Regions from separate parts of the Mus musculus genome. Here region 2 is linked to region 1. A link is a loop called in an ENCODE intact Hi-C map of the cell type or tissue named here. Cell type or tissue: left cerebral cortex. All regions are shown on one strand. Links, peaks and the distances in the headings refer to the core of each region. The heading gives the core; the rest is flanking DNA.

What was found. Peaks named below come from ENCODE experiments on the same cell type or tissue, not always from the same donor. Only the 100,000 strongest peaks of a DNase experiment are listed, where the experiment ranks them.
Region 2: a loop joins it to region 1, with 4 times the contacts of the local background. A loop is called at or near these places in 4 of 42 quality-filtered maps.

What each region holds. Positions count from the first base shown.
Region 1 is chr7:75,133,568-75,136,489 of GRCm38, forward strand. It overlaps Sv2b (synaptic vesicle glycoprotein 2 b), which reads right to left. Exons shown (of 13, transcript NM_153579.4): 9 at 2,731-2,895. Among named protein-coding and RNA genes, the nearest start is that of 4930533N22Rik, 100 kb to the left of the region's middle. In left cerebral cortex, for the core only: CTCF peaks have their summits at 1,636 (motif pointing right) and 1,883; DNase peaks (open chromatin) are centred at 1,683 and 1,944.
Region 2 is chr7:75,300,881-75,303,802 of GRCm38, forward strand. The region is part of intron 1 of Sv2b (synaptic vesicle glycoprotein 2 b); the gene reads right to left. Among named protein-coding and RNA genes, the nearest start is that of 1500012K07Rik, 6.4 kb to the right of the region's middle. In left cerebral cortex, for the core only: no CTCF peak of the experiment used is centred there; DNase peaks (open chromatin) are centred at 1,872 and 2,122; H3K4me3 peaks cover 565 bases; H3K27ac peaks cover 1,172 bases.

The DNA.
Region 1 (2,922 bases), core at 262-2,761:
CAACTCCAAGTAACTTCTCTTCACAAGAAGGAAACACGGTTCACAAAATGAGTACTTAAAACCTAAGCTAATGACCTAGACGTTATGGTTTATAAGGCTGAGTACCCCAAATAGTGTTGTCTGTATTATTCCCTAGTCTCTCAAAGTACAGAATATTCCACCATAAAAAGAAGGCAATAGTTCTTCAAAGGTGATAGGATTACAGAACCAATAATGAAGAAGAGTCTTAGGAGCTCAATTAGGCACAAAATAAGCCTCCGATAGTCAACAGGTTTCTTATGTATTTGCAATCATAAACCTTTTATTGGGAGAAAGAGATCCTGTTTTCAGTGCCCAGCAAAAATTACAAAGTGCCCAGAAAGACTGTCAAGAAGAATGTATACGTGACCCACACAAAGCAAGAAGTGGTACTGAGAAATTCTACCACATAGTTTAATATGTGTTCCATATGTGAACGGTAACCTTCAAGTGCAGGTTGTGAGACGGACAGCCCAGTATATTGCGGCAATTGCCTATGTTCACCACCTACTGTTGGCATTTGCAAGGGACTTTACTATATTGAAATTAGCCACCATTAGTGTTAAAACCCACATCTTATTTATGTGCTACTAAAAAGGGACCCTGGTGGCATCGTGACCTTTCACGCAGTGCATGGGATCCACCTTTGCTCACTGCCTGACTCTGCCTCCCCCTCTGCTTCCTGCCATGCTCCCAACCTCATTTAATGGTGAATCACGAGCCTCGTTTGCACTCTGAGCTACTCGCAGCTGACCTTTAATGGAAGCCCTGTTGACTTCATATGACTTTTTAATAAAAAGCCTTTCTATTCCTCAATGGCAAGTCACCTCTGTGAATGGAGGTGCAGTCCCACTGCAAACCCAACCCCAAGGGTTCAGAGTACAGCTTCAACTTCCCTTCTGCCAAAAAGAAAAATGGAAATCAGGTCATGGCTTCCTGAACTCTCACAGACAGGAATCAGGCACCTCTCCCTGGTATCCTTCCCCACACTAACCCACTCACAAGCGGGTGCTGTCTCCTTGAAGCAGTCCCATCAATTAGTTAGCTACTTAGTTAATACATACGCAGACGGGAGCCCAATCTTTCTCTTAATTACTAGTAAGGGTAACCTAACCTGGCATTTTGGCTAAGAATTATAAAATATGAATTTAATCCTTTGCCTTTCTTGCAATTTGAAAATCTCACAAACTCTGAGGCAAACACTATGTTGGAATGCAGAGAGCACTTATGTCCCATAAAATGTACCAGTGGCTGATCTCTTGGCGTGGGGCCAAAAGTGGCCTGTGCACTTTGATTTCTTCTTGAGGTCAAGGTTTCTCGGAAGGATAAGGATTGGCTTTCAGTGGGACCTACAGTACACGGAGGGAGTCTGAGGCCCTTCATTTTCGCCATGTGTTTACTCAGTAAAATAAAGCATTTTCGTCTACATTTTAAAGCAACATGTGCATGATGTCATGGGGCGGGGGGGGGGCGGGGAGGCAGGGGGACGGGGCGGGGGGGTGGAGGGGAATACAGGACAAAAAGGATGCCTAGGAGGATCAACAGCTTGGGGCTTGGAAAGAAGAGGTATTGTTATGTTCTGACCACCAGGTGGCAGCATAACACAAAAGACAAAAGCATGGTAAATTTTCAAATTTGTCCATGAAGACAGATACGTTTTGAATTCAATCAGCTTCAGAGGGGACCCCGTGACAGTGCCAATTTTGTGATAATGTGGTGGATAGGGAGTTAATGGCACTGGGAGCGATGTGTCTAAGCCATAGCACCTCCAGAAATTCCGCATAATTCTATGGTCACTCACCCACCACTTACCTCAGTGACCTTACTAGGTACAATTTCAGAGGGCAACTTCAAGGGGCCCATGCTATCCTGGAGAAAAATATGACCTGGAGCCTATCATATGTCCTGCCTTTGTCTGCTACTTCACCTCCAGGGGGCAGCCTCATAGAGGAGATGCAGCAGTCTAAACTCTCCACGTCATTTGTCCCGTACAGAGGGAGATGAGTCAAATGAACTGAGCAACCTCACAAAGACATAAGCAGAACCTTTCTAAAACTCCAGTGACTTCTCCCCTAAGAACAAGACTCCCACTGACCACAGAACATACTGGTCTACCTTCTGAGGTAGTATCATATGAAGAATAACAAAAATGAGTTTCATAATAGCACAGAGAAGCTTCCAGAATCAAAGGGAAAGCTCAACGACCAGGCCACAGATTTTTTTTTTGTTTTTGTTTTTGTTTTCAGGGACCTCAGCATTAAAAGTTGTGCATCCATTATTTCCCAGTGCAATGGCAAAGCCCGTGGTCACTCACACAATGACAGTCACATCCTAGGAGCTTGCTAAGCACAGTTCAAGCTCAAAAGAGGACACGCTCAGCCCAGTGGCACCAGATGGAATGTGGCTTTCTGTAGTACCCTTTCATCAAAGGATCAAGTTCTCAGAAAAGACAGACACATTGGTCACCTTCTACCAAATGTCATGTTATCTTATAGTCAGGGCACAAGGGGGGAACCTCAGGGGTGGGTACAGTACAGAGTCAGCCCTCAGGGGACTATAGTATCTCTAGCAGTAAGGATGGGTTGTGAGGGCCACTCTATCCTTGGAGTCCATCCTTAGTACACCGAGCTCTCAGCATCCCAATGCTCTCTTCCAAGGGAACCCCATTGACTGCCACTCAGGCCCAGGGGAAGCCCGTGGTTGCACACTTACTTATCGTTCACAAGCTTCCCATGTTGGTGGATCTGGTTTTCCATGGTAAAGTTGATCGTGGCGCCATGCACGTGCTCACCAAAAAACACCTTCATTTTAGACTTATATTCTTCATCCTGGAAATAGCGGATCATGTCGGGGAACCACACCGTCAGGCCGTAGTAACTGCAAGAGAGAAGGAGGAGAATCTAA
Region 2 (2,922 bases), core at 331-2,830, 170 kb after region 1:
TCATTATTATTCAGCTCTCTAATGTTGAACACTAGAGGCCTCATCCAAAACACCTAGACATCACTGCTAATGTCACATGTGAGTTCTTGGGTCTCCCTCCAGCTGATATGGGGATGCTCTAGCTAACACTGAGTTCAACACAACTCTGAATCAGAGAGTGAGGCGAGAACTACAGAGCCCTTGGACATTTATTATTCCTCTTGTCATCATCATCATCAATGTTATTGTCACTATCACTGTCACCTTCACAATCATCGTCATCATCACCATCACCCTCATATCCTCATCAATTGATAACTGAGAAAAACAAAGCCCCACAGAAATTAAATGACTTGCTCAAGTTTTCACAACTTGAAAGTAGCAAAGCCGGAGTTCAAATTCAGCTCAGTCTAATGCCAAACCCGTTACTTCATCAAAAACTCCCTAATTTAAGTATAAGATGTACTTACTAGTTTTTCTGAGTTTATATTTGTCTATTTTGTACTGCTATAACAAAATCCCTGAAGCAGGGAACTTTATGAAGAGCTATTGACGTGGCATGTGGTTTGGGAAGCCTAAAGTCCATGATTGGGTGACACCATTTGGTCACCTTCTGGTGAACTCCAACATGTCAGAGAAGCAGGCGAAAGACCAGACATGTGAAAGGGGCCTTGCTTTATAAGGCCTGTTCCTATGAGAGTTACGTTACTCCATGAAGCCAACACTAATGCCTTTGGAGGACAATGGCCCTGTGAGCTAATTACCTTGCATAAGCTCCACCTCTTAAAGGTTCCAACACCTCATTTCTATCACACCAGAAGGCAAGGCAAAGGAAACTTTGAGGGTGTTGTGTGAATTTTCCCTAGAGATATAAACAAAGTCCGCTCTCCCTGACGAGGCCCCCAAGTTGAACATGGTGAACAAATAAATTTATGAGGCTTACATACAGAAAAGCATAGGTGAAAGATTACTGAAAGGAGAATAGGAGACTCCAAAACAACCACATCACTAAAGGTCTCACCTCAACATGAATAATGACTTCCCATGGCTATATAGATGGTGTTCACCTATTCAGTCAATGTGCCAACCTCAGAGCACAGACCTCAACATCTCTCCATCTTAATATCTCCAACCTCTGCATCCTAAGACCATAAGATCATGCACAGCTGGGGCAAAGTGCATACAATGGAAAAGACATGGTACAGAACTGGGTGGCTAGAACATCAGATGAGGGTCAAATGACCATTCTCATGCTCTCTATGAGAGAATCTCAACCTTGTTGAAGATCTCTTAGAGTAACCAGGGGTGCTCTGATTAAGAGGGTAATGGCAATTATTCTCACATAAACTAAAACTAAACCATAGGTTTCCATTCTTTCTTTACCATATTCTCTCTCTCTCTCTCTCTCTCTCTCTCTCTCTCTCTCTCTCTCTCTCTCTCACACACACACACACACACACACACACACACACACACACACACAATCACTTTCAATTACAGTACCTACTTTTTCTTATTCCAGTCCTCCTACCATAGATATTACAAACAAAATTGATGCTCACCCCAAATCAGCTGGTCTCTGAGTAGTCACTGAGAAGCACATAGCCTGGGATAGATCCCCTTCCAACCTTCTCATTTTCCAATAATAAAGACTGCCTATGTCTCTCCTTTTATAAACAGAAACACATTGTGCTAGATACTGTAGAAGTGGGATTTTTCAAGTAAGCTGGTGACATGCTTTCACTCAGCATAAGCTGACTTAAATAACTTTCTCCTCCTTCCAAAATTCTTCCTTGCTGCTTCTGCTTCATCTCAAATTAAAAGCAGTACAATAATAATCCAAGAACATCACACCCCTGAATTTCAGCCACTTCTCCCTGGAGGAATTTTTTTTCTCCTTATTTTTTTTTTTTAAGTCTGAGCTATTTTTTGGTTTCCACGTGTTTCTCTTTCCAGCCTTGTTGATCCGTGTTTCTTTCTATAAGACATAAGCAATTGAAACCCTCACATTTAAAGCCTGTTTTCACTCCCCAAGTTCTACAGTTAAGTCTCCCATGAAACCTTGAGAAGAAGAGAGATCTCTTCAGAGTTATACTTCAAGGCCCAGCAGAACAAGCCTACAGTTACCTCTAGTGAAACTGTTCTTTTCAGTCACCCCACAGACAGTCACTGAGCACATGCTGGCAGAATCTGGACCCTGGCCACATAACAGTGACTCAGCTCACTGAGGGGACAAATGCAGACCTTGCTGGCGTGATTGGAACTTAAGTCCCCGTCCTGGGCTTCTTCTCTGAACTCTTGATACATTTGTGAACGTGACTTCTCCACTGACTATCCAGCGGCTCATATTCAATAGCAGGAATGGCTAATCTATCCTGTCCCTTACCTCAAAATAATGAATCCTCCTTTCTCGCACCCAAAGTGTAACTCATTAGAGATCGTGTCTGCTCTACCACCAGATATATGCAGAACTTGATTGCTTTTCAGCATCACAACCCCCATCCCATCTGATCTAGACCACCATCCTCTCTTCCCACATCTCTATCTCTTATCACAGAGGTTGCACCCTGACTGAATTCCTTAGCCTAAGCTCTAAAGCTCTAGCGGTCACCATGGAACATAGATCAGATAAAGCAGCCCGTACTCAGAAATGTCCAGGGACTTTCCATCTCTGTCAAAGCCCAAGTCCACTCGAAGCCCTGAACTGTCTGACTTCAGGATACTCCGCTGATACCATCAACTATTGTGCTGGCTGTTTCTCATCTTGTCCTTTCTACAGAGTCCTACTTCCCGTCCCTGAAATGTTCCAGCACTCTGTTGCTTCAGGACCTCTGCATTCGTTTGCCTTGCTTTGAACAGTCTATAGTGGCTCACTCTTTTGTTTCTCTCACACCTGTCCAATCAGTTACCTGATTCCCACCCCTTACTTTGTAGTGCCTTCCC